Linked DNA regions of Mus musculus: all the other regions are linked to region 5. A link is a loop called in an ENCODE intact Hi-C map of the cell type or tissue named here. Cell type or tissue: heart. All regions are shown on one strand.

Region 1 (4,000 bases), 890 kb before region 5:
GATGATGGGAGCAAAGAAGTTTCTTCTGAGAGCTGGTCAGTAGAGGCTGTGAGAGGGAGGGAGGGCTTGGCTAGAGCTGCCTGCTCATGTTTGTCTTTTCTGTCATCTGAGACACTCTGAACTTTGAGAACAACAAACAGTTTTGCTCTAGTGACTTCAGGTTATTTCTTAAGTCAGTGCTCCTACAGCTCTGTTCACCTCTAATGTAACACTAACTGTAAATTCCCCTACACGTTTACAGCTGCCCTCCAAACCCATTGAAACTTCAAAACATTTGTCATCCTCCTCTCACTCAAAAACATATCTTCTTAAAAGTTATGAAGGGGGCGGGCTGGTGAGATGGCTCAGTGGGTAAGAGCACCCGACTACTCTTCCAAAGGTCCGGAGTTCAAATCCCAGCAACCACATGGTGGCTCACAACCATCTGTAACAAGATCTGATGCCCTCTTCTGGTGTGTCTGAAGACAGCTACAGTGTACTTACATATAATAAATAAATAAATCTTTAAAAAAATATTTAAAAAAAAAAAAAGTTATGAAGGGGCTGGCTTGTGGTTCTGTGAAAGAACTCTTGCCTCACCAGCTCTAGGTTTGCTCTGTAGCACTGACAAAATGAACGGATGGATGAATGAATAAAAGTATGGGGACTTTCTGATGTCACAGTAATACCATTCGGTATCTTAGTAGGAATTGGGGTACAGATACAGGCATTTATTACAACTTGAAAATTTACACTCAAGAGTTACACACTACGGCTGGAGAGATGGCTCAGCGGTTGAGAGCACTGACTGCTCTTTCAGAGGTCCTGAGTTCAATTCCCAGAAACCACATGGTGGCTCATAACTATCTGTAATGAGATTGATGCCCTCTTCTGGTGTGTCTGAGGACAGCTACAGTGTACTTATATAATAAATAAATCTTTAAAAAAAAAAGAGTTACGCACTTAGATATATGTCAATAGAATTTTGGAAGAAATGACTAGCAACACCTGCTCTAATTGATAACACATCAACTTAATTATTCAGGGAAATCTCTGCTGATGACTATAATTTACTTTTTAATGTATAAAAATAATATGACTTGACAAATTCAGAGGGAAATTAATAGATACCATAATTCAAGAAGAGCTACATGTTGATAGATTAGATGGTGTGCATAGTTGAATCCCTTCCACGTTGCCTGTAATTTTCTGTTTGTTGGCTCTGATCTACTGTGGTCCAGACTGGCCTACGTACCCTGAGTTCCGGATCCCAGTGCAGGAATGATATGTGTGCTTGGTTGAGCCTGACTTACATTTTCAAGTTTCCATTAAAATGTTGGAAAGATACCTAGAAGTATGATGTCACTTAGATGAGCAGAAAAACACTGAGTGTTAATGTTTGAGTGTTTGGCTAGATCAGGCCCCACGTGTGTATGGTGACTCGGTTCTGTCCATACTACCATGGAGCCTCTGGTTTAACCCAGTGGCCGGTACCGCTGATTCCCTTAGTTCTATGGGAACATTGGTTCTACAGAATGAAGCTATTTGGCAGACAGAACCTTTTTTTTTTTTTTTAATCTTAAATTTAGCTTTATTGGGGGCTGGAGAGATGGCTCAGTGGTTAAGAGCACACACTGTTCTTGCAGGAGACCTGAGTTCAGTTCTAAGCATCTAGTTGGGACGTGGTATTCCTTGATTGTTTCTGGTCTTTGTATGGTGGCTCCTCAGGTAGCTAAGGAAATCTCTAATTGCTATGTTAACTACAGACAGAGGTCTAGCTCCCTGGGAAGAACAGTACTGGTATCCCTTTTCCTGTGTAAAAGAGATTAATGCCAAGTTTAAAATGCCAAGCTGACTCCAGTTGAGTCTTCATGAGCCTTTATAGCTTTGTTCTGCCAGACATCTCTCATCACTAGCCCGACCTCAAGTGGCATAATAGTTGGATTGGACGTGCCCCACCATGATATCTTTTAGGGCTGGGGAACTTTCATTTCTCTTTGTATGCTCAGCCCTAAGCCTTCTGCCTTCCTTGTTCTGGGAGTGATAAATAAATCACTGTTTGAAGGCAAAATGCAAATTTTTTTGCTCTGTAAAGCCAGGCTTCTTGTTGGCCAAGTGTGTTCACATTGCCGGCAGAGGGCGCACTTGCACTGGTGGCAGAGGACCTTCCTGAGATAGATTTTGTCAACTCCACCCGAGTCAGTTCTTGAAGATTTTACTTTTTAAATTGGAAAGATTTTGACATTCATTGGTGAGCCTTTTCATCTCACAGAGTAAATGGGGGTTTATGGAGCTGGTCCTTTAAGCTAGAAAGGATGTGGCTGGAAAAAAAAAATCAGCTGCTCTCTGAAGTGAGCTTTAGGCATGCACTCACGGTGGGAGAGGTTGCCAGCAGGAGAGAGTTCCCACCGCTGTTTCACTATATTCGAGCATTTGAATAGAAATATTTAGGACCTGTGTTCTAGCACCAGTACGCTTTTGTGTGTGAATGTCATACAATTCAATGTGTAATGTTCAGTTTCTTCTAGACCAGCAGTTCTCAACCTTCCTAACACTGGGACCCTCTTAATACAGTTCCTCATGTTATGGTGACCCAACCATAAAATTATTTCCATTACTACATCATAACAATAACTTTGCCACTGCTAGGAGTTATAAAGTAAATATCACTGGAGATAGAGGTTTGTCAAAGGAGTTGCAACTCACAGGTTGAGAACTGCTGTTTAGACAAACAGTACAGCCCACTGTATGGTTTCAAAGCATTCAAACTGCCTGGGCTACAGTTCCATTTGTCTTAAACCCTCTGTGCCTTTGTCTCCTTCCCATCTATAAAAGAGGTTAATAATTACCTGCTGCAGCGGATTAATTTCAAGGTGACATGAGTTCATCTTTGTGAAGCTGTGTTATGTGACAAGACACCCTGGGGAGCTGCAACACAAGTCTGCTCACCTCAGAGAGGGAGTTCACGACAGACAAAGTCCAACTTGGTGAACTACTTAGTTTATTGATGTTACTTACAGGAATATCAGTGAGGGGTGACTTAAAGGAGCAGAAGTGACTCAAAGACAGAATATCACTAAAGCAGCATGGGTGACAGCAGGAAGGTTGGGACCAGGCTGTGAATATATGGTATAGGGAGTGTTTGAGATTAGAGTCGCCTATGGGAAGGGGGATTCAGCCCATGAGAGGCCAACAAGAGCACACATCCTAGGACTTGGGCCACAGAGTCTGGAGGGTCAGCTCCAAGGATCTCCTAGGCAGACTGAAGTAACTCAGAGATGGGCCACAGAGGCCATGAGTTGGTCGGTATTAGAGGCCCTACTTGGGAAAAAAACACAGAAAACAAAACAAAACAAAAAAACCCAACAACAACAACAAAAAACCCAAAACTCAGCCCTTAAAGAAATGCTAGTGTAGGGCTGGAGAGATGGCTCAGAGGTTAAGGGCACTGACTGCTCTTCCAAAGGTCCTGAGTTCAAATCCCAGTAACCACATGGTGGCTCACAGCCATCCTAATGAGATCTGATGCTCTCTTGTGATTTTTTTTTTCGGTTTATCAAGACAGGGTTTCTCTGTATAGCCCTGGCTGTCCTGGAACTCACTTTGTAGACCAGGCTGGCCTAGAACTCAGAAATCTGCCTGCCTCTGCCTCCCAAGTGCTGGAACTAAAGGCGTGCGCCACCACCGCCTGGTCTCTTCTTGTGTTTGAAGATATGTACTTACATATAATAAATAAATCTTAAAAAAAAAAAAAGAAAGAAAAAAAAATGTTAGTGTCAAGAGATGAGTTGCAAGCCTTTCAGCCTGAAAAAGGAGCTAGAAACAACCAGTTAAAGAGGGTTCCTGAAAAAAAATGACCCAGAATTCTTTGGGACGCAGGAGCAGGGAGGTGAGGCTAGGACAGGTTGGAAAATCTGCCAGAGAGAGAAGGCCCTACGCCCTGACCTGGCATTCCTGGGATGTCCAGGAATCCACTGAGGGCTGTGATAAAATCTTGTTAGGACTCTGACTCCCTGGAGCC
Region 2 (4,000 bases), 1.1 Mb before region 5:
CCCTTACATCGAGTCTCCCTCCTCTGCCTCTTTCTTTCAAATGAATATTACAATATCGCCCCAAGGAGCCTCAAGCCCCCCACCGGCCTCAGCTTCCCAAGTACACCTGGACGCCACTACTCCAGATTACCACTATCGTTCTCTGTTGGGCACACAAATTTGAAGCAATTTGAAGTTTGTAGGCATAACACAGAACCAACTCCTTTTGCTTTTGGTTTCCGTCACTAACCCCGAGACCACAGAGAAGAATAAAAGCTGAAGCAAAAAGGGTTTTGATTTTTGTTGTTTTTTGGGTTTTTTTTTTTTGGAGTAAACATTGATGCTACTCCTTACAGTATCTTTGACACTCACTTATTAACACGGCATAACTAGCCTGCCAGCCATGACTGAGCGTCTCATTAAATATGATCTGTGACAGGTGAGAACGTACTCAGCACCCCCTAGTCGTGTTAAGGGAACAATTCAGGGCCTTGTGAATGCTAGACAAGCACAACACTACTAAGTCACACCCCAAGTTCTCTTCATATCATCATTTAATCAAAGAACCAAAAACAAACAGCCAAGTTTGCCCCCTTCCAGCCCATCTGTAATGGCCGCTTCAAAACACTGTAAAAAAGGAGCACAGATCGGAATGTCTGGTCAATTCTGACTCGGAAAGCAGATCGTCAGAATGGGTTGCCCTGAGAACTTATTTATGCTTCTTCGCTAAATTAGCCTCTTGGGAATCTCTCTTCTTCAGTTCTACCCATGACTGCCACAGCAGCAGGCCTGGGATCAGAACCCACAGGCCATTAAAAAACACCAAATAGACCCAGAGGTAGAGCCAGCTGCTGGTGTTGAGGCTGGGGCTTCCGACGAGCCACTCGGGGAAGAAGGTCATCCAGCAGCCATAGAGCTCACACACGCACAGGACAATCTGTACAAAGTGCCTGCGGGGAGGAGACATGAGATGAAACAGGCACAGCTTGGAACTCGGAGTTACAGCAGCTTTTCTCTAGAGCAGCACCAACAGTCTTACAACAGAAGTTTGTAGGCTCCGGCGTGGTGCCTCTTTGATGGGCCATGTCAGCTTAGACAGTGAAGGCGCTATCTTTCCTTGGGGAAGCAACACTGCTCTGTCCCCTGCACTGTTCTCAAGAGGACCTAGTGAGGTCACCTCGGACCTTCAAAGAGACCTGGGTATGGCTCTTGTCACCAGTCAGTTTCACCTGTTGCAAAAGGTGACAACAATCCTTCCTCAAAAGGTACCATGGAGAGTAAATGAAATTTGCTGATAAAGGGGCTTCATTTCTTGTGCCCGACTCACAGTCAACCATTGTTTGAGACAACACATATGTAAATTTGTAACGTGTCTGCAATTGTAGTCATGGGGCCAAAATAATAGCAAAGGAACCAAGAAAAGTTCATTGTTACTGCTAATCCTCTTAAAAGTGGTGGAGAAAAGGTCTCAGAAGCTGGGAGCACTCTTTCCTAGCTGAGATTTCACGATAAATCTTGTCTTAAGTCTTATGTAAAGCTTTGTCTTGTGGACAAATGTGCTTGCAACTTCATCCAAATGTCACTTGGGCAGCTAATGTCCCCCTGGACATTAGCTGTACGGGATCGGACTTACCTGTAATATTTCTCCTTGACTATGGCATAAATGAGGACCAACGCCAGGAGCCCATCTAGGACAACAGTCAGGATTTCCAAAGACACAACGGTGGGATCAGAATACAGCCATCTTGTGTCAGCCTTGCCATACTCTTTCCCTGAAGACAGAACACCCACGCTTAGTCTCTCAACTGGCAAACGTCTCTTGTTAGGTTTTTAGGCAGTGTGCAGACTAATGGGCGGCATCATGACAGTTGCAGACAAGCACATGAGTGTGCTCTGCCCATGCTCACTGCCCCACCGCCCTCTCTGGTCCCCCTTTCTGTGGCTCTCTTTCCTCCTCTAAGCAGCAACGTTCTGCGTTCCTGCAATATCTAGCTTGTCATCTAGATTCACAGAGACACGGTATTTGCCCATTGATTGATTGACTGGGTGCTTTGATTCTGATACTTACTCTTTTGAGTTCTTTATAGATTCTAGTTATTACTCTGTGCGGGAGGTATGGCTGGTGCAGATTAGCTTTCCTTCTTTCCTTCTCTCCTCTCCTCACTCTCTCACAGTAGAAATATTTAAACTTCACACAATCCCATTTGCCAGTTCTCGCTATTATTTCCTGTGTTGTTGGATGTCTGTTCAGAAAACCCTTGCTCGTGTCTTTATCCTGAGGTTGTTTTCCCTACAGCTCTCTCTGGCAGTTTAGCATTTCAGGACTTAAGGAAGGTTCTTGCTCCATTTGGAGTTGGTTTTTATACAAGGCGCTTGGTATACTGGAACTGAGTCATAGGTGATTGTGAACTGCCCAGTATGACTGCTGGGGACTGAACTCAGGTCTTCTGTAAGAAGACCAAGTGCCCTTAACTATGAGTTGCCACTTCAACCCCTATTTATTTTGTTAACTTTCATGGAATGCTTCATGAATTTACACATGATCATTGAACAGTGGCCAGGCTAATCTCTGCATGGTTCCTATTTTAGTGTATGTGCTGCCAAAGTGAGCACCTGATTAATTTTTAAATGGTAAAAGTCGTAGAAGCTGATCTCGAACTCAAATGTTGAAAGTAAAAGAGGGACCTCTCTCCCTTCAGGCATGCCCGCATGTGACGCTGAGAAGGTATAACTGGTTAGACATGAGCTCTGATGTCTGACTGATCAGAGCAGTCGGGAGCTCTCATCTAATCGTGGCCAGAGACAGGATGCCTTGGGACTAGTGACTAAGGTCTTTCAAGAAAGGCTATTTTAAGGGACGGGCCACACAGGTGAGGAGTCACCATGTAAGGCCACACACACCATTAGATTTTGGCAAGCCATCTGCCATGTTCAGAAATAACTGTAGCAAGTAGAAAGCCAGGCAGTATTGAAAAGAAAAAATCCCTAAATATAAATGTATAAATAAGAGGTAAAACAAACCAATCGCGGTATCCAAAATCTAGGAAGATCATTTTCATAAAATGTCAATGCTTTAGGAGGGAAGAGATTCGTGAATGCTTAGACATTACAAACAGAAACCCCAAACCACTTCTCTATCCATTCTTTTTGATGGTTATATATATTTTATGTGTCTGGGTGTTGGGCCTGCATGTATGTGTGCACACCCTGTGCATGCCTGGTACCTGGTGGTGGCCAGAAGATGGTGTGGATCCCACGGGACTGGACTATAGATGGTTGTGAGCCACTACGTGGGGGTTAAAAATTGACCCAGATCCTGTGGAAGAGCAGCCAGTACCCTTAATCGCTGAGGCATCGGTCCAGCCCCTTATCTAACATGTATTTTTTTTTTTTTTTGGTCTTATGGGGGCTGTCTCTGCTGGGCCTTGAGAATGTAGCCACGAGGCCATAAGGTCTGTCTGAAAGCGGCTCACACTAGGAAGGACAAAAGTGATGCTTAGATTAAAAAATGAGACCCAGGAAGACGCCCTGATGATTCTTCACCCTCCTCACCCTGCTGTCAGGAAGGTGCCTGACTCTCTGGACCTGCCACTGTGACATCAACCCCAGCTCAGGGAGGAGGCCACTGCACTAAGCCGGGACCCATGAAGGCTGCATCTGGGAAGACAGTAAACCCCAGCACCGTACCTACCGGTGGGCTTGGTAGGAACAGGGAGGGGTGAGGCGGATCCCCTAAGAGAACTCGAAGGACTCGGACTCATCAGACAACTCTACAGCCCACTCCACCGGAACAAGCACAGTGTCTGATCTCCATAATCAAGAGGGCTGATGGCTAGAAACTCTTCTCTATGGAAATACCGGGCGCCCTCCAGGTTTACTGCATGTCAAGGCGAGTAAGTTTTAAATTTACTTATTGTTTTTAGTGCCACTACTCTGGTTTGATCTGGGGACCAAACCTACTGTTTTCTGAAGGCTAGTCAAGCACTCGCCTCCAAACCTACTGTTTTCTGAAGGCTAGTCA
Region 3 (4,000 bases), 87 kb before region 5:
CACGCAGAACCTTGATTCGGCACCATGAGTCTACATTAACCTCGATTACTTTAAAGAGAAGTTTCTTTGGTTAAGGTGAAGGACAGTCCTAATCTAGAGTCATCTCTGACATGTTCTTAGTCTCTGCAAGGTCTCTGAGCACCTGGACACCCACCCTGATTCAATGAGAAATAAACACTTGCCATAGAGAAGGGACACAAACACCTTCATGACTTCATGTTCAATTTTAATATTGCCAGCTGTCAGCTGGGTAGCAACTGGTGAGGTGTACCCAAGCTCTTTTGGCTGAAGGCCTTTGTGGTTCATGTATACCTCTGTACCATACCTGGAGGGAAGCTGTATTCTTTTATCATTTGAGACAGAGTTTGATTCAATAGTTGAAGCTGGACTGAAGCTCACTCGGTACTCTAGGTTGACCTTGAACTCATGGCAGTCCATTTGCCTCGCCTCCAAAGTGTCAGGACTGCAGGCATTTGCCTCCATACCTGGCATGCAGCTGGTAGGTCAGTTTTGCACAGTACACCTACCTTTGCTTTTGACAATCCCTTTGCTAGAGATTTCTCTGTAGCCAAGAAAACCCCTCTTTCTGTTTCTTATGGCAAGCGAGGAATCTCAGCAATTCCGTGTGACTTTATCTTGTGTCCTGGGGGCTGTGAAGGAGAGAGTGGGTTGGGTCTGCACTCTCAAGGCACCTCTGCTGCTGTGTATGTATCTGGTTTTCTAGAAGAGCTAAAGGTCTGTGTAAATCCAAGTCGTGACTACCATGCAGTCTGCCCTCTACACAGCAGCAAGGCCCATCCACCCTTCTGTGCTGTCTCCGTGTAGACTGTGGTGGGACTTCCTTTCTACACTGTGGTCACCTGATATTAAGGGCACAGCCCAACTGGTCACAGAAGTCTCATATGCATAGGTGCAAAAGGACCTTGTGAATGGTGAGAATATGTGAAGGTTTACTGCACTGGGTCTAATGGACAGGATGTGTGTATGAAGACTGAGATTAACACACACATAGACACACACACATACATATGTATGTACATATGTATGTAAATGTCACTTTAAAAAGAGAGATGAGGCAGGGCAGCAAGAGGGCTCAGGGAATAAGGACACTTGCTGCCAGCCCTGAGTTTGATCTTTGGGATCTATGTAATAAAAGCAGAGAGCCAAGGTCCTCAAGTTGTCCTTGGTCTTTCCCATGTGTGCTGTGGCATGCACAAGCCTACACGTGCACATGAGTAAATGTCCTTTGGTTAGGTTTCTTTCTGCTTTCGCTTTTCCTTGAGATCTAACTCCACATCCTGTGTTTTCACTTGGGAGTTTGTTTAGGTTCCCTGTCCTGCAATGCCTGCTGTGTATGGTTTCTGTGTGGATGAGTGGAAAGGAGAAAGCAAGGCAGGAAGCTGTGCAAAGCTGGTGACAGAATAATGCTGCCCATGTTCAGTAGTGGCCATCAGAGCAGGCCAGGGCTGGAGAGAATGGGTTACGCTTGGCACAGAGCCCCAACAGGGCCTTTTGTCTCCAACTTCTGTGCCTTTTATTTAGCCCCCTCAACTGTACCCACCTAGTCTGTAACTGCTTAGAAGCCCACCGTGCCTGATACATACAAAGTGGGTTTATATCATTGAAGAGCTGCTGGAGCCATGTCGCGTACCTACTCAAGTGTGGCCAGTCATCACCAAGGCTGCATCTTGGAAGAGACATGTGGCTTAGTTCTTGAAGTGCTTGTCAACTGTAAAGGAGTTTGTAAAGTATGGGTCCCAGGGATATGTTTGTTTGAAAGGATGGTGAGAGAATGGGGTCTGATACGCTTCAATGCTCTAACATTGCAGAAACTAAAGTTATCAGATGAGCCTGTAGAAGCCAAAGAAGATTACACTAAGTTTAACACTAAAGACTTGAAGACCGGCAAGGTATGTGTGTCCAGGTGTGGTGGCATGCTGGCAACTCCAGTGGCAGTGTGTCCCCAAGGATGGCTGCACTGTTGACTGCACTTACACGTCTGACCAGGAAAAGTGATCAACTTGCATTTCTAGCAGCATAATTCATTGAGAATAGTTCACAATAGTGAACATGTTAGATTGTGCCAATCTAAGAAAGCCCTGTCAGACAGACTGGGCCTGAATCTTACCCTGTGTCCATAGAACAGTGGATGAGAGGGAAGCAACTTCAATTTTTTTTCAATACTCCTGCCAAGAAGATTCTCAGAAATTAGAGTAAATAAAAAACTTCCCAGTCCCGCCATTCAGCGTTCTCCTGCAGTGTCTGCTGAGTAACTTTTCTTGCTGGGTTTTGTTACACGTATCCTGAGTCACGTGATGCATTTATAACCTAGGTCTTGGCTCTGCCCTTTCATTTAGCATTACATAAGTGTGTACCACTAACCCTCCCTCACTACATGGGGGTGGGACATGGCACACAGTCATGTAATTTTATCACTTCCTGTATTTGGACATTCCGGTTAGTGACCAAGGTTTGTTTATCTGCTCTGACCACTTTATTACCCACGGTGAAAAAGACTCAGAGTTCAGAGTTTCAGGCAATTGAAATAGACAGCTAAAATACTTTCCAGAAAGGCAAGGAAACTAACTCCCAGATGCTGCCAGCGAGTGTCCTTCCTGCATCCGTGCCTGCCCTGAGTGCTACTTTTATTTTTGAAATTTTTGTTTGTCAGGTGAGACATTCCCTTAACTAGAAAGGTCTGTTTTTCCAGGTTGCCCATTGTCTCTTTGCATTTGTACAAACTGTCAGTTGGGACCCTTGCTTGTCTCTGTGTTGTGAAAGCAATGCTTTTCTGTTTGTGAGAATGTATTCCAGATAAAGGCTAGTAACTCTTTTCATGACACATTCAGGGTACAAGAAAATTTCCAGCATATTTTTAGCCATTTTGCTTGTTTTTTTTTTTTTAACAGTTGTAATTATTTTTTTTCCTAAGTTTAGATATATAGTTTACATTTCTGTACAGTTTCCCCATTTTTTCTTCATGCTTGCCCATCCCAAGAAACATTAACTCCCATTTAGATTTTATCAATGCATAATCCTTATATCATTTTTGTTGTTGTTGTGTTGTTTTGTTTGCTTTGTTTTGTTCAATTTTATTCCTTGGGCTTTGATAACAGAAGAAATTCCAATGTAAGTTTTGCCTAAATAGCTCTTTCTCCCAGCATTCTGTGAATTCACAGACTGATTCACAAAGTCATTGTGAATTATTCATCATTGGATGGCTGACACAGGTGGGATGCCACCATTGCTGCCGTGTCTGTTCATCACTGGATGACTGACACAGGTGGGATGCCGCCATTGCTGCCGTGTCTGTTCATCACTGGATGGCTGACACAGGTGGGATGCCACCATTGCTGCCGTGTCTGTTCATCACTGGATGGCTGACACAGGTGGTATGCCACCATTGCTGCCGTGTCTGTTCATCACTGGATGGCTGACACAGGTGGGATGCCACCATTGCTGCCGTGTCTGTATGGTTGTTGCATTTAATGCACCCTCAAAATGATTCCCAGAGGGAACCATCCTTGGAGCATGCAGCTCCTCGGAGTTGGGTATGCTTTCCTCTGCACCCCACTATCACATCTGGATCCTGAGTGGGCAGCAGGGTTGTTTGAGCTCTGCCACTCACGTGCTCATTGAACCAAGATTCAGGCTTGTGTGATTTGCATGTACGATAGTTTACAAATATTGTAAGTCTCTCTTTATTTTTATTAACAGAAAAATAGCAAAATGACTGCAGCTCAGAAGGCTTTGGCTAAAGTTGACAAAAGTGGAATGAAAAGTATCGATGCCTTTTTTGGTGCAAAAAATAAAAAAACTGGAAAGATTTGAAGCATCGAAAATAAAATCCAGTGAAGCAGAAACAGAAACTTGCCTCTTGCCTATTCTGTCTTGTCTCTTCTTGCCGCTGCCCCGACCTCCCAGACCCTAAGTCACTACGCTGAGAATCAAGGTACTTTCGCATCCTGCAGACACTTGCTGCGCTGTGACTTTGTGTCTG
Region 4 (4,000 bases), 410 kb before region 5:
CTGTGTAAAGACTCAGTTTCACTGTCACTGACTGTCCCTATCGTCCCCGCTTCCTCTATTTTCCTTTATCATTCATTATTTTTTTCATTCTGAATTTTTTGTTTGTTTGTTTGTTTTTTGTTTTTTCCCGAGACAGGGTTTCTCTTTGTATCCCTGGCTGTCCTGGAACTCACTCTGTAGACCAGGCTGGCCTCAAACCCAGAAATCCTCCTGTCTCTGCCTCCCAAGTGCTGAGATTAAAGGCGTGTGTCACCACTCCCCCGCTGATTCTGTTTTTTATTAATTGAATTTGTGTTCAGTTTTATGTGAGTGTGTGTGTTTTCTAGTATAAAATTTACTTATTTTTATTTAAGATCTTTTTCAAAATTGATGTAATTTCCAAAAGGATATTTTTACAGTCATTTCTTACTATTATCCTCCATAAATGTTCTGGTATTTTGTGTACACCTCCCTCCCTCTCTCTGTCTCTGTCTGTATCTATCCCTCTTTCTGTCTCTGTGTCTCTGTTTCTGTGTGTGTCTCTGTGACTGTTTCTATCTCTGTGTCTCTGTCTCTTTATTTCTCTGTATGTCTGTCTCTGTATGTCTTTGTGTCTCTTTCTCTTTCTGTATGTCTCTGTGTCTCTGTCTCTGTCTCTCTATGTGTCTCTGTGGCTGTGTGTTTCTGTGTCTCTGTCTCTTTATCTCTCTGTCTGTCTCTGTTTCTGTGTCTGTCTGTCTGTCTGTCTGTCTCTGTCTCTTTGCCTCTGTCTCTTCCTCTTTCTCTCTTTTTCTCTGAATGGGCATTGAACTCTGATTCTTTTGTGCTCAGCAAATACTTTGCCCCTGAAATTCACCCCAGCCTTTGATGTTTTATTTTCACTCATCTCATGGCATATCTGACTTACCCTGTGATTTCTCCTTTGATTCACTCATTATTTAAGATTGTGTTGCTGAATTTTCACATATTTGTGATTTTTTTTTAAGTATCCTCTTGCTGTTGATTACTAATGTCATTCCATTGTGGTTGGAGAACACATGTGATATAATTTTGTTATTTTTAACCTTAGATGATCAGCTTTTTCAAGTGTGCTCTGATTTACACACACACTTTGACACAAAAGCAGACACACAGCGATAAATAACTGTAGAATAATAAAAACTCCACAGTATTTTAGCCTAATATATGGTGCACCCTGGATAACACCCAATGTGCATTTAAGAACATGCTGTGCTATTACATGTGTTTTACATGTGTTACATATGTGCTCTACAAATACCTGGTAGGGTCGCTTAGCTTTATAGTTTATTCAAGTGTTTGTTTTCTTGTTTGCCTTCTGGCCAGTTTATCTGTCTGTTATTGAAATCAGATATTAAAATCACCAGCTATTAGTAATCAATGTTAAAATGTCCCACTTCAGGGCTGGTTTGGGTTTATGGTTTGGGATTCTGTTATTAACTACATGTGTTAATAAATGTCATGGTTGTTGAAGAATTAGCCTTTATTTTAATATTGTATACCTTTTAAAACTTGGATTATCTTCTAAATGTTCTCTGGTGATTTGTCATAAAATTTTTACTTTTTTTTTAATCTTTAAGTTTACTATGGGTAAAATTTACTATAAGTAAAGTTTGCATTGAGGGTCTTTTCCAGTCCTTTTTATTCAGCTTTCAATACTTTTGAATTTGAAGTATTTCTTTGCAGACAGCATGTAAGTCTCAGAAAGGGTTTTAATAGATAAAAAGGGATAGTTTCTGTACACAGACATTGTGAACACAGATAAACAAAATTAACCGCCCCACCCCACCCCCAAGATTTTAGTGGCATTTAATGTATAATGCAAACTTCTAGGAGAAAATAGGATTTGCTGTATCCCCTTCCCCTGCCCAGTGAAGGTAGCTGCAGAATATTAACCTTTTATTGATAAGTGTCTTTTAGCAAGTGTTTTGTGAGGTTATGGAAACACTGACTAATATTTTTGTCACTGGCATATAAGTAAGAGAAATGAACTTAAAGGAGAAGGTTTTGTTTCAGGTCATGGATTTCCAAGCTTTCAGCCTCTGGACAGTTGGAACCCATTGCTTTGGGTGTGAAGTGAGGCAGACTATCATGGTGGCAGGAGTGTGTGGTCAGGAAGCAGAAAGAGGGAAGATGCACATTAGTTGTCCTCCTTCTTACTCCTCTTTTATTCCACCTGGGTACCACCCCTAATATGTTGAATGGTGCTGTCCACTCAGGATGGGTCTCCTTGACCCTTTATGGAAATGCTCTCAGAAACACACCTACAAGAATTTTTTTTTTAATGTCAGCCATTGTCTATTCGGGTGAACAATTGAAGTCACCATATTCAAGATAGCTACTGTGTCTGTGACCAAGAGGCCAAGGCTTTGAAAGGAATTCAGGGCTAGCAAAATAAAATTCAAGTCAACTGCATAAACTGAATTTCATATAAACAACAACTTTAGTGTTTGCATGAACAATACATATACTCTGATGAAATTTTGTTCATCTAAAATTTATATTTAGCTGAATAGCCTGTAGCTTTGGAAGGTAATGGTGGTACCTGGATTGCTCAAAATATACAGCAATTTCATAGGAAAAAAAATCTAACATTAAATTTTTCAGAGTAGTGTTCATTGGTTTTTTACTAGCAGAAGCCCATTGGCATGGTTGAGGGATTAGTACACAAAGTCACTTCACTCTTAAAAACTCAAGGATCTTCGTAACGCGAGGCAATACTACAACCAGTAGTGATGTATTTAAAAATAATCACAATAATGAAACTAATGATTATGGCTCCTTCACTATGTGCACCAATCCAAGAGATTTTCATTTTGTTCTCATTTAAACTTCGAAAGAGCCCTAAGATTCCCTGGCTATAGTGTGTGGGAGCTAAGCCCTAAAATTCCCTATGATAGAAATTCATAGTATGTAGGATTTGAGTGGAATGGTTTATGCAGCTTAGCTGGGATGATTGTCAGTAAGAAAGGGCAAAACTGAGAAAGAAAAGAATTGCTAGGAAAGGAGAATTGTTGTAGTTCAAAAAAATAGCTCCATTGGGGGCCCTGTGTCCCATCCAATAGCTGACTGTGAGCATCCACTTCTGTGTTTGCTAGGCCCCGGCATAGCCTCATAAGAGACAGCTATATCAGGGTCCTTTCAGCAAAATCTTGCTAGTGTATGCAATGGTGTCAGTGTTTGGAGGCTGATTATGGGATGGATCACAGGGCCCCCAATGGAGGAGCTAGAGAAAGTACCCAAGGAGCCAAAGAGATCTGCAACCCTATAGGTGGAACATCAATATGAACTAACCAGTACCCCCGGAGCTCGTGTCTCTAGCTGCATATGTATCAGAAGATGGCCTAGTTGGCCATCAGTGGAAAGAGAGGCCCATTGGTCTTGCAAACTTTATCTGCCTCAGTACAGGGGAACACCAGGGCCAAGAAGTGAGAGTGGGTGGGTAGGGGAGTGGGAGGGGGAGGGTATGGGGGACTTTTGGGATAGCATTGGAAACGTAAATGAACAAAATACCTAATAAAAATAATAATATTAAAAAATAGCTCATGCTAATGTATCATGTTATTAAGGAGTTCAAATTAACATTCCCTCTGAGCAGACCTGTGGAGGGTTCTATGAGGTCACTTTAAGATATAGAGCCTGGCTGGCTGCGGTGAAACTTCCTGGTAATCATAATTCGATGAGGAGGAACAAGCCACGGTCTAGCCTGGGCTGCAGTTTTCTGTAGTCAGGGATGGTGTGTCATGCTTATAATCCCAGCAAGAACTGAAAGTTCAAGAGAAGCCTGATCAAACAGGACTGGAGAGAAGGCTCAGTGTAAAACATTATCTTTAATAGCATGAGGCCCTAAGTTCAGATCCCAGGACCTATGGAACGAAGGATGCAGTAGTGTAGACCTATAATCATAGTGCCCTTACCTCAAGATGGGAAGTAGAGACAAGAGAATCCTTGGAAGATCATAGGTCAGGTAGCTTGGCACCCTGGCACTTGCAGAGATAAACAA
Region 5 (4,000 bases):
AATGCCTTTTGATAATAATATTGTATATGGCAGAGGACTAATTATCCCTCTTTTATGGTATGTGTTAATTTTCTCTGCCAGTTTCCCTAATTACAACTGCCACCCAAAGGACTACTCTTTGTAAATACTCTGTAAACATTTGAAAAGACACAGACAGCGTGTGCATGAGGAAGGCTGTCCCTGGCTTTCGAAGCTGTCTGCAAGATTAGCTGGCATCTCGTAGGTTTTTCAGATGCATTAGCAGCTGGGGAGGACTTGTTACTGTATGGGAAGACACCCCTCCGTTCCCATGACATCACGGGCTTCCCTGTATATTCTGGGATCATTGTTTTGAGAGACCAGTTTTTTGGCTTTTTGGGGGGTTGAGAGGGTTTTATTATTTTGTTTTGTTGTTTTGTTTGTTTGTGACTTCCTTTGTTGCTCTGAAGTGAATAGTCTCACAAATTACGGCAAACATATATGCTAGCATAACTCATACCCAGATATAAATGGAGTGTCTGCATTGTCCAGCAAGTTCCCTTGGTGCCCCTATTCAGCCACCCCCAACCTCTCCCACTGCGCTCCTCACTGTACCTGTAGATGGGTTCGCTTGCTCCTAAACTCCGCTCGCAGAGGCTCATACAGCACACCGTCTGCTGTGTCTGACATTTTAACTTTTAGCGTATACTCAGCACACAACACTTCAGACATCACCATCCTTTCAATTAGACAGGTGTTTGTAAATACAACCTCATCACACACACACACACTTCTGATTACATGTAAGCTGACCCAGCAAGACAGACTTAGCATCCTGTGCGATGAGAAACAAGCTTTCATTGTTTAGAGGATACCACATGCTTAAATAAGCTTTAGCTATTGGTTAAGGAAGCAATGCTGGACAAGGCATCTCGCAGGGGCAAGGATCTGCGCGGGCGGAGAAGTCCCACCCTTCTCTGGTTTGACTGACTGTTTTCCCTTTGCATCTGTGTAGCATTGTACGCTATCTGATTGACTCCCCTGGCGTGGCTAACATCTCACTGACAGGTGGCTAAGTGGGGATAAGTGGGCTAAAGGTAAGGCTGGGGTAAAAGCCAGGCTTTCCAGCCAGTCACCATGGGACTGGCTATTGGCCTTGCCATTTGGAACACTGGGGAGGGAAACTGTTCTCCATAGTAGACTGAGCAACAGGGCAAGACCCTGTCTTTAAAAACAAAACAAAATGAAACAAGAGTGTCGGGAGAGCAGCGTTGTGATTGGTGCTTGTAATCTCTAGGACAGCTGAGGCAGGGGAATGGGGAGCTCAAGGCAGTAAGACCCGTTCTCAGAAACAAACAATAATTATTAATAATGATGATAATGATAAATACAGTCTGAAACAAAGGCTCCACATTTCTTCCAGACCTATCTCAATAGTTATTAATTCAGCATGCAAAAGTCAGAGGAGCCAATCCCAGAAGACAGTCCATCCCCCTAAACAGCCACAGCGGACAGCCGTGCTTTAGACCCATCACAACAGCTACGGAAATCATTTGCTTTTAACCACACGCTGCGCAGTACTGGGTCCCGCACATTCCTCCTGGTTTAGGATAAATCACACAAAACTGCTGGGTTTTCACCAGTGGGTGTGAGCAATGTCATTAGATTCTACGTAATTTCCTTTCCTCCTTACTGTGACCCTGTAAAGTTGGTCCTCTTACCATTAACTCCCTCGAAAGACAAAACAGTGGTGCAGAGAAACCAGAGGTTTTCTTGTAGCTGCCACACTGCAGCAGCTTAGTGAATCAAGTGATATCCCTTTTCTAGGAAAGTCAATAATACTTGACTCTTTCAAAAATAAATGAGATGGATGGATGGATGGATAGATGGTAGATAGATAGATAGATAGATAGATAGATAGATAGATAGATAAAAGCTCTCTCAATCAGGTACACTGGAAGATGGAGTTTTGATTTGCATGTGGACCGGGACTTGGGCACTTACTCCTTTCATTTCGCATCAGCGCCTTCGCTTGGGATCCAGAAAGCCAGAAAAAACATAGGCTTTTTCCACAGTGAGGACGTTCACCCACGAGCCCAGCTCGCCTCCAGGCGGCGTGAACCTGCTCTACCTCATCCTCTCTTCAACTTGCTTTTTAAAATTTCAGTCGGTGGCCGACCAGGAATTGTTGGACGCGAAGCGCCATCGTGTGGCCAAAGTTATGTATACCTACAGATCCTAGTAAGGTAAGGGCGATTGATGTTCATAAATCTAAAAGCATTGTGATGTGCAGGGGCTCATTTGAGACCAAATTCAGTCTCTTTCGAGTTTAATTGAATCTGATTTACTTGATAAAGAAGAAATCAGGTGACCTGATTGCAAACAGGTCACACTGTACTTTGCAAACAACTGGTTGGCACTTGAATGCAGATGCTTTGAAAACCTGAAAAATGTTAGCTGCAATAGTGACCACGCCCACTGTGCCTCAGCTGCTGCTGTGAGGACTCCTGCTTCTGCTCAGACCTGATTCTACATCGGGAGCTAGATCCAGGAGCATCATCTACAGACAGGGAGGTGGCGGTCCGGGAGGGGACAGGCCTGTGACTTTGGGGGTGGGGTGGGGTATTTTCATCACAGTGTCTTCCTGAAAGTGATTTTCTTAAATCATTCTTCTTCCAGCAGCGCTTAGAAAAGCATTCTTAGAAAGTTTCTTCCACTACTGTTTTAAGTGTGTGACAAAATGAATAGCCTAGGTGATAATTAATATGCCTTCATTATAACCAGCTAATGATGACTATGGGCCCTGCACTCTGACAGGCAGTGATCATCTAATTATCACCTCAGCACTCTAAGTTAGAACGTTACAGCTGTGCATGTGAGGTGCACTGACGTTCCAGCATCATTACAGAACAGAGAGTCTGAGTCCAGCCTGGGTCTTATCTCAGGCAGACAGCGAGGCCAATGATGCCAGGCATGTTGGCACACATCTTTAACCACATCTTTAAGGCAGAGGCAGGATCTCTCTGAGTTCTAGGCCAACCTACTCTGTGCATTGCATTCTACACCTATCAGCTACATAATGAGGCTGTCTATAAAAGGGGGAGAGAGGCTAGAGGGATGCCTCCACTCACTGTCCTAGCATAGGAACCAGGTTTTAGAGCTAGCAGCTACATTAGGTGGCTCACAACTATTTCTATCCCCAGCTCCAGGGGGATCCGGTGTCCTCTGCCTCCCTAGGCACCTGCAGACACAAGGTCCACATAAACTCATGCACACACACACACACATGTATGTATAAACACATACGTATTTTAATTGAAAATAACAGAGCTAGGCATAATGGTTCAAAGTCATAATCTAAACTATTAGGAGATCGTAATGATAATAATTGTAATAACAACAACAATAGTAAAGTATCATGATTATACTAGCTTCATATTTGGGATAAATAAGACCTTACGTGTCCTCAGCACACCCACAATGCTAACTGCTTGCTTTTCATTCATCTCTCACATCCATCTTGCTCTTCTGCTCCAGGATTCACCGCAGTCCGTGTCGGGCATCTCTGATCACTCTGCTCGGCATTCGCGTCTCATGAATGAATTTAAGCTCTGAGTTGCTTCGATCCTGCCTCACAGCCTCCGGCACAGAGCATGCGCAATACAGCCTGTCTTAGTTAGGGTTTTATTTCTGTGAACAGACACCATGACCAAGGCAAGTCTTATAAAAAGCAACATTTAATTGGGGCTGCTTACAGGTTCAGAGGTTCAGTCCATTATCATCAAGGTGGGAGCACGGCAGCATCCAGGCAGGCATGGTGCAGGAGGAGCTGAGAGTTCTACGTCTTCATCCAAAGGCTGCTAGTGGAAGACTGACTTCCAGACAACTAGGGTGAGGATCTTATACCCACACTCACAGTGACACAGCCATTCCAACCAGGTCACACCTATTCCAACAAGGCCATACCTCCAGATGGTGCCACTCCCTGGTCCAAGGATATACAAACCATCACACAGCCTTAGCCCGAATCCCTCTCTTTTCC
Region 6 (4,000 bases), 110 kb before region 5:
CACATTCAGTTCACTCTGATGGGTAAGGTGACCAAGCGGTCCTTGTAAGGCATACAACTTCTCTTTGTTCCTTCTCTCCTGCAGGGGGCCTTCTCCACTTTGCCACACCCATGGATCCATTGTTCCTGCTCCTTCACTATCTCCTAAAGGCTGGCAAAGAGGTGAGCTTCCCATGGCGGGTGTCTGAAGGGGAGCACAGAGACACTGCTTCTCTTTTTCAAGGTGCACTTCAGTTGTTAGAACAGGTGCCCCACATGTAGCAATGAGGGTCGGAGTGCCCTTCCCTCCCTGGAGAAGCAGCACCTTGATGGTGATCAAGTCTGATCAAGTTACTGTGACTTCAGTGGCCTAGCTTGCCACTCTGTACCACAGTGGTAGCCATGCATAGCAATGAAAACCTAGCACTAAGTGCTTAGCTGTGAATGTTAAGAATTCAGCTAGGAAGGGAAGATTTCCCCCGTGGGTGAGTGTCTGAGAAATAGGTAAACTGGGTTCTGCCTAATAAATGCCGACTAATGGGGAGCTTAGGTGTGTGTGGTTGGGACGTGAGGACCCAGAGCAAAAGCACTCCTTTCTCTCAGCGCTCAGTCTCAGGCTTTCCGTGATGGTGTCTGTGCCCAGAGGTGTACAACAGCAGAAACTGGGTGAGTGCACTTCCCTCACAGGGAGCCCTGAAGACACTGCATTCAGGCTCCAGATTTGAATAAAATCCATTGCTTTTAGTACCTGAGCAGGGATATCAGGTTTTTTACTTGTTTAGTTGGTTGGTTTTGGTTTTGGTTTTGGTTTTGGCTTTGGTTTTGGTTTTGGTTTTGGTTTTGGTTTTGGTTTTGGTTTTGGTTTTGGTTTGTGCATGTTTAAGAAGATATCTTTTATATGTATGTGTGCCTGGTACCCATGGATGCCAGAAGAGAGCATCACTGCTCTGGGAACTGGAGCTACGGGCAACTGTTAGCTCCCAGATGGTTCTGGGAGCTGAATCCAGATCCTCTGCAAGATCATCAAATGTCCTTGACCTCTGAGCCGTCTTTCTAGCTCCCACCATCCCCCAAAGCCAGGATATCTTAAGTGAAACTGGCAATTTAAAAGCTGTAAGAATATGGTAAAAGCTGGGGTGCTTTGGTGTCCCTGCCTCAACACCACCAGCTAAGGAGCCCCATCTTGCTAAACATCATTTCGGTTACCAGCATCATGCCAACCTCATGGGAATGCAGGTAGCCTTTTAGAATTACTATGAATATAGATTTGAGCTTGGAGTTCTCTTAAAGGAGAACTGGGAGCACTCAAGTTCTTAAAAATCAGCTCAGTCAGCTTAAAATCTTTGAGTTCACAACTTTAATGAGTATTGGTTGAACTGCTTAGATAGAACTATCTATTTCTTGGACTTTCATATTTACTTATACAGTAAACGCTTCTGGTTCATTGTATTTGGTCTTTAAACCGAATTCTTAAAATTTATTTTATAGGCTAACCGACTTTGTTATAAACACTGACAGTCACAAAGCTCGCCTTCTTCCTGCTTTGATCTGTACACTTTCTGCTCCTCCCTTTGCTCTTACCTGAGAGCTGCCATGACGGTCAGTACACTGGGATCCACACACGGTAGTGAGGCTATTACCACTCATGCCTCTGAGCCACAGAGACTATTGCCAGGAAGCTGAGGGAGGAGTCAGCTTGTGCACAAGGCGGATGTTCTCTAGGGGAAACTAACAGGGAGACGCGCACCTCAGCTTAGTACAGGGCACTGCCTCCTCATCTCCTGTTAAGAGCAAGACCCGGTTTCAGTGCTCCTCAGTCTGGCCTTCTAGGAGCTACTAAATTCAAGGTGACAGATGCAGAGTGAAGCAGAAACGTTGCCATCCAGAGCCCCTGTGCCTTTTCTTCTTAAGTCCTGGATGTGTAACACTTGGGTGCCTAATGTTTCTTCCCTACATTTAGATGGCGTCGTGTCTAATTTAGTTATTAAAATTTTGTTCCCACTTTTAAATTTGACTTGTTCTTTTTAAGCACAGCCTTTCACACCAACTCTTATTAACTTTATATTTAAAACATATTTCTTGTTTTGCTCTTTTGTGGACATGTAGCAAAGAAAATAAAAATATAATAACAATAATGAAACTTCTATCGAGACTATAGTGCCATTCATGTCAGTATTATTTAAAACAGCGAAGTATAAAAATACTGGTTGATCATGGGAAACAAAACTTTAAAATAGAAACCTAAAGAATGCAACACTGGGGAGCCTGGGCTAGATGGAAGAGCATTTCAGTCAGGCATTTCTGGCCTTCTAGCCTAATGGAAAAATATAGCAAGTTATCACGTGTACTGTGAAAGAAATGACAGGATTCACCTTGAAAACCAGAGAAAATCGATCAGTCACACTGTCTGTCTCTAGGAGTTCAGTCTCAGAAGCAGAGATGCAGAGCAGGACCTGGGCAGACAGTGAATCTACTCCTAAGCCTGGCTCCCTAATCAGACTGTCTTCATCAGATACGCCTTCCCCTGCCATTAGTGATGTTAAGAGAAACTGCACCTGAGAATGTCTGCATGGCTCACTCCTAACAGCCAGGCTATGACAGCTTGTCTGTCTGGCCTGTCTTAGCCTGCCTGTGTCTTCTTTTTACTTATGTCTCAGCTGCCTTTTCCTTTATTTCTGTCTAATTTGGAAGCCTCATCTGATGGCTCTCGGAGGAATGGATCCACTTTGGGAATTTTTCTTTTTGGAATAGAGGACTTTTATTATTATTATTATTATTATTATTATTATTCAGTCCTGGAGTGAAGACAGGGAAACAGATGTATATTCTGGGCCTGGGCTGGGCTCCTTCTAGGCCTGTGTGACAGTGGAACTTGTGCCTTGAGTCCTCAGCTGGCTCTTTTTTTATGTGGAATAGCTGGACCATCCTCAGATGGTCCCCACCATCTTTTCTGTCCTGTTTCTCTCTTTTTTTCCTGGGATTTTCTTTTCACACAGGGACTGTGCCCTCGAAGGAGCTAGCTTGCTCTTTAGAGTGCCCTCCTCACAAGATGAGCTCAGGCTCGACCCTTGAGCCTGTCGCAGTTTAGAGGCTCCCTCAGTGGAATGAGGAGCTCAGGTTCTAATATAAAGATTTCCTGTGGAGTGCTTCTTTGTTTCCCTCTTCTTTTTGTGTGAAAGCTCTGTGGCTCAGCCGTTGGCCACCTGACTGACTCAGATGTCCCTTTCAGGGGAAGTATCAGCCCTTGGACCAAGTCGTGGTCGATGACACGTTTCCAGATTGCACCTTGCTGCTGAGATTTCCTGAGCTTGAAAAGTCACTTCGGCATGTGACAGAGGAAAAAGGTATGGTGTACAAGCCTTTGAAATCAGGCTGTGGCCGTGCGGATCTGTCTGTGAGCTTTTCAGTAGGGAGAGTTAAGGGACGGAGGATATTCTGGAGAAGCTAAGGTGGTTAGCCAGTTGTGGACTTGGAAGAGCAGGGGAGCTGAGCATGGGGGTGGAGCTAGAGGGGACCAGCTGTTTTGGTGTAGGACAATCTGCATCTGGTGAGGCAGTGGTGTTCGCATGAGGGTGAGTCAAGAATGACTCTGGGCCTCAGCCTAGCCCAGGAGACATACACCAGGAGACAGAATGTAGACCAGAGGAGCAGGCTGGGAGATAGTTATAGGTCCTAGTCACAGGTGTTCTGAAAGTAGGAAATGAGCGATGTGCACGTTGGTGCGTGTAGTGATGGGCTTCATAAACAATTCCATTCAAGTGTCTCATGCTCTTTGAGACTTCGAGTACTGTATTGAGTAAGAGTGGAGAGAGCAGACACCCTTACCAGACACCTTACCTCATTCCCAGTTTTAGGGGAAATACTTTGAGGTTACCCCATTTAGTGTAATACTGGCTGTCATCTTCCATGCATGACCTTTGCTATACTGAAGTATATTCCTTCTCTAAATTCTTCTTTATTCTTCATAAAAAGATGTTGGATTTGTCAGAGGCCCTTTCTGCATTTGTTGAGATGATCATGTG
Region 7 (4,000 bases), 280 kb before region 5:
TTGTCCTTCAAGGAACCCTGCCTCTGGTGGCTTTGCAGAGAAGTCTCAGCCCAGCAGAGGAGAAAGATGAGTAAGGGGACTAAGAACATTTCTCAGAAGTTCTGACCACTGTGCAGCGTACAATTCTCGGATGAAGGTTGAGATGTTTGCTGTCTGATCCTGAAATCCCAGCTGCTGTTCCACAGCAGACAGAGAGCCTTGTGCATCTAAGTTAGGCATGAGGTAACCAAAGGCTGGAACTATTGTCTCTGCGTACTTCAGCCTAACTTGCTTCAGAATAGAGATTAGAGTCCAAGAGTCAAAATGATCACACAGAACAGGGAACTGTTTTCAAGACACAGGGGAGTATGCCGGGGGCGGGGGCGGGGGCGGGGGGGGCGTGGCACAGGGCAACTAAAGGGATAGAAAGAGGCACAGGAAGAAAAAAGGCCACTTTAGGATCAGCAAGAGAAAGACCTCCAGCCATTGCTGGCCATAGGGATCTGGCTGAAAATAAAACTAGGTGGAAATTGAAACATGTGTACAGCCCAAGTCAGACTTATGAGAGAATGCACTATCTGTGTTTAAGGGCCTTGGAAAATGACTTAGGGGCCTTGGAGAAGTGACTCGGGGCATTTGAGTTTTGTGAAGCTGGAACTCTGCAGATCCTGACTGGACTCCCAGTCAGTGGGAGAAGAATTCAAGGAGAGGGTGCATCCCAGCAGTCTGACAGACAGAGAACTGTAAGGGACACGACACCACACTGTGAGGTCAAACACCAGAGAGCTCTGAGCAGTGCTGCCTGCTGCCTGCTGGCTACTGTCTGAAGGGCTGCATCTCTGGCCTCACTGGGGCTTGTGTATTTGAGGATAAGGCTCCCTTTCCTGCCATCTTTTAAGTTGTGTATTATAGAGACTATAAACTATGCACAAAAATAAACACACTAATCTAATAGACCCCTTTGTACCTATCAACTATTTTCAACAACTATAAATCCACAGTCTTTCTTACAGGCATTACATAATTTCATCTAAAATAGTCCATGCTGCATTTCTAAAGCATAAATACTGTTTGGGCTAGAGAGATGGCTCAGCCCTTAAGAGCACACACTGCTCTTACAGAGAACCCAAGGGCAGTTTCAAGCACACACATCAAGCAACTCACTATAGCCTGTGACTCCAGCTCCCAGGATCCAAAGTCTCCAAGAGCACCTGTACACACATGTATGTTGTGTATACCCAAACATACCCAAACATAGAACTAAAAATAAACTGAATATCAAAACAAGCCTTTAACCAGACTTCTTTTCTATTGCCTGTAGTGCTGGCAAGCATCAAGTAAGTGCTCAACTTTGCAACCCTTTCCATCGGAGGACTGTGGTTTCTGTAGAACTCTACCCTCCCCCCCCCCCATCCCACATAGAGAGAAAACTGAAGCAGGTTCCCCAGGAAAGATGCAGTCCACACCCTCGCCGTCGAGTTTTTCTCTGTAGTGATGCAGCATACATATGGGAAACAGAAAGGGTGGCACCTAGAGGAGGCAAGCACATTGGCAATATACAGAGAAAGTAACCAACAAACCCCGAATTCTGCATGATGCCCAGAGGAGCTGGGCCTGGTGCCAGGAGCTGAGACATGCTTCCATTGTCACTGGCAGATGACAGATTTAGAAACAGACAGGGGATCCTCTTATCAAGAGGAACGCTGTCAGCTGAGGTCATTCGCATTTCAAAAGTACAATCAACCCAACGTGAGCTGGGGGTATTAAACATGATTTTTCTCACCTTGAATGACCCCTTCTCCCTACATTAAGCTGCCTATTTAGATCATTTAAACCGTGCGGCAGCAAATTGAAAACATGGGCTTTCTGGGCTGTGTATTTTCTTTCTCGTGTTGGAACATTTCCCTTGAGAACCCCAGGTCTCATGATCATGGCAAAGAAAGTCCCACATGACTTTCTGATTAAGCGCTTCGTGATGTGCACGTACAAGCTGATGAATCGATTTTTTCTTTCTTTCTTTCTTTCTTTCTTGGCTAAAGTGCAGCATCTGCTTCGAAGAAACACATTGCGCTGCCACTTCTCTGTCAGCTGCTTGATCTGTTTGTCAACAAAACCGAGTGCAAAGGGATTGTACTTCTACAAAAGTAATCTCATCTCAAAGCAGCTTGTCCAAAGATTCTACAAGGCATCACAATGACCCCAGATGACATTATCTATCTGCCTGATTGCTAGATGTGGCTCTCTGCAGTCACAAGTCACTAAAGGACTCAAATATGCATTTTCCCTACTGCTCTGAACTAATGCTTCCTGCTGTGAGGGTTGGGATAGCGTCACATGCCAGCTTTTAGATATTTGTATTCACTGACTGATTTAAAATACAGACCGAATACCAAAACCAGTCACTATTTACTTTAATATCAGTAATCCTGACTTGATCAAAAAATATTCACAAGAATTTCTCCCCCCCCCCCCGCCAGTTTGTGTATGTTTTTGCCATTCCTTTGAATTAATGCATTACATCAAAGTGTCTAGCTTTTTTTTAAAGAAGCTTTGTTATAATTTCCTTTGACCTCTTTTATGTGCATCCAAGAAAAGGCCCAGAGCAGCAGCTTTCTCTGTTCTGGCCCCAGGGAAAGCCTTGGGGCTCCTTGGAGGCTCTGCCGTTCCCACCACAGATTCCCAAGAGAGAGAGAAAGGCTACAGCTTCCCCTACAGATTCCCAGCCATCCACCTTCCCCACTGGTAAGCCAAGTATCTCAGACAAAATTAGATAATGGAGCCGACCTTACTGTTCCACTGCCAAACCTCCTTGACTTTCTGATGAAAATATGGAACAGATAACCCTGTGGGTGGATGATTCTCAGTTCAGAAAAGAACACCAAACATATTTTAAGAAGAGGTCATTTGGCCAATAAAAGGGGGGAGTGGATATTCACTGACGATAATTTTGTCTAATTAAACTCCCTTCCCCCCCCCACCCCACCCCCAGGAGGCAGAGGATGAAAAACAAGACTTCTGGACCAGACATTACAGAGACAAGAAAGGCCATTTGTCTCCCGAATCATGTGAAGGGAGACCGTTGGCCTTTGAAGCCACTGAGCAGTAGCAAACTATGAAGCCAGCCGGTCCCTCCCCTTTGAATAGCTTCTCTGAAGGTCTCGTCTGACTTCCTCATGGCAGACTGTCTGATGTGGGGAGTCGGTGGTGTGGTCTGGAGAGCAGTGGCTCTTTCAGAATCACGCTAGCTTCCTGGGAAGCCTTGATGGTGTACTAGCTGGCAGATCTCCACCTTCATACCCAGCTCCACTCAGCAGTGGCTCCCCCCCCCCCAATAATTTGTGGAAACTAACTGAGCAGAGGAGGCAAGTCAAGACGTTTCAGTGAGCTTCTGAGGTGACGAGGGCCTGCAGAGAGTACAGTGCCTGGCCTGTTTCACAGCAGTGAGGTCTGCTCACACCTCAGCAACGACAGACCTCTGTAGACTATGAAGGTGTTAGACTTAGAAAGAAATAGTGACTTTTCATTTTATAGATCGTTTGGAATTGTTTTTAAAATGAGAAAGACGCAGAGGGCTGCATGCTGCCATCCAGTCCAGTTTTAACCTCCTTACCGAGACTACAGAAAGCAGAGCTAGTGAGGTGGCTCAGCAGCCAGGGGCTTTTGCTGTTGCCACTCAAATCCATTTCAGGATAGCAAGGTGAAAATTAGATTTAAAATTAAAAACCTGGAGAAGTCTCCATGGATAAAGGTCCGTGTTACCAAACTCAGTAACCTGAGTTCAGTCCCTAGAACCCTCGTAGTGGAAGGAAAACACTGACTTCCTCAAGTTGTCCTATATGCCACCTCCACGGGGATAAATAATGCAAAGACGTGTCAAAGACTGTGGAGATGGTGGTTTCACAAAGCGTGTCAGATAGGTCAGACAACTTGGTTTCCATGATGTATCTCATGTCACTTGTATAACCATGGATGCAGGAGGCATTTCCATTTCTTATTTGGACTTCCTGGTGTGTTTAATGCT

Evidence for each region. Peaks named below come from ENCODE experiments on the same cell type or tissue, not always from the same donor. Only the 100,000 strongest peaks of a DNase experiment are listed, where the experiment ranks them.
Region 1: a loop joins it to region 5, with 9 times the contacts of the local background. A loop is called at or near these places in 34 of 42 quality-filtered maps.
Region 2: a loop joins it to region 5, with 5 times the contacts of the local background. A loop is called at or near these places in 13 of 42 quality-filtered maps.
Region 3: a loop joins it to region 5, with 2.1 times the contacts of the local background. A loop is called at or near these places in 2 of 42 quality-filtered maps.
Region 4: it touches region 5 in a loop (4-fold over the local background); 12 of 42 quality-filtered maps call a loop at or near these places.
Region 6: it touches region 5 in a loop (2.6-fold over the local background); 3 of 42 quality-filtered maps call a loop at or near these places.
Region 7: it touches region 5 in a loop (2.8-fold over the local background); 2 of 42 quality-filtered maps call a loop at or near these places.

The regions. Positions count from the first base shown.
Region 1 is chr14:61,569,446-61,573,445 of GRCm38, forward strand. No RefSeq gene overlaps it. Among named protein-coding and RNA genes, the nearest start is that of Spryd7, 15 kb to the left of the region's middle. In heart, a CTCF peak has its summit at 2,101 (motif pointing right); a DNase peak (open chromatin) is centred at 2,116.
Region 2 is chr14:61,340,476-61,344,475 of GRCm38, forward strand. Ebpl (emopamil binding protein-like) reads right to left here. Exons shown (of 4, transcript NM_026598.3): 3 at 1,613-1,751; 4 at 1-929. The coding sequence ends at 689. It overlaps Gm25716 (a small nuclear RNA gene), which reads right to left and starts at 2,592; the gene lies at 2,489-2,592. In heart, no CTCF peak of the experiment used is centred here; no DNase peak of the experiment used is centred here.
Region 3 is chr14:62,368,643-62,372,642 of GRCm38, forward strand. Rnaseh2b (ribonuclease H2, subunit B) reads left to right here. Exons shown (of 11, transcript NM_026001.3): 10 at 1,830-1,910; 11 at 3,718-4,000. The coding sequence ends at 3,831. Among named protein-coding and RNA genes, the nearest start is that of Gm46457, 8.5 kb to the right of the region's middle. In heart, no CTCF peak of the experiment used is centred here; a DNase peak (open chromatin) is centred at 2,419; H3K27ac peaks cover 382 bases.
Region 4 is chr14:62,045,873-62,049,872 of GRCm38, forward strand. No RefSeq gene overlaps it. Among named protein-coding and RNA genes, the nearest start is that of Gm35307, 13 kb to the left of the region's middle. In heart, no CTCF peak of the experiment used is centred here; no DNase peak of the experiment used is centred here.
Region 5 is chr14:62,455,503-62,459,502 of GRCm38, forward strand. It overlaps Gucy1b2 (guanylate cyclase 1, soluble, beta 2), which reads right to left and starts at 787. Exons shown (of 17, transcript NM_172810.3): 1 at 574-787. The coding sequence starts at 696. Gm41172 (a long non-coding RNA gene) reads left to right here and starts at 965. Exons shown (of 3, transcript XR_874685.1): 1 at 965-1,055; 2 at 2,126-2,204; 3 at 3,496-3,678. In heart, a CTCF peak has its summit at 2,169 (motif pointing left); DNase peaks (open chromatin) are centred at 1,039 and 2,039.
Region 6 is chr14:62,350,316-62,354,315 of GRCm38, forward strand. It overlaps Rnaseh2b (ribonuclease H2, subunit B), which reads left to right. Exons shown (of 11, transcript NM_026001.3): 4 at 85-161; 5 at 3,208-3,322. Among named protein-coding and RNA genes, the nearest start is that of Rnaseh2b, 20 kb to the left of the region's middle. In heart, no CTCF peak of the experiment used is centred here; no DNase peak of the experiment used is centred here.
Region 7 is chr14:62,172,450-62,176,449 of GRCm38, forward strand. No RefSeq gene overlaps it. Among named protein-coding and RNA genes, the nearest start is that of Gm35419, 3.4 kb to the left of the region's middle. In heart, a CTCF peak has its summit at 1,527; a DNase peak (open chromatin) is centred at 1,612; H3K27ac peaks cover 1,609 bases.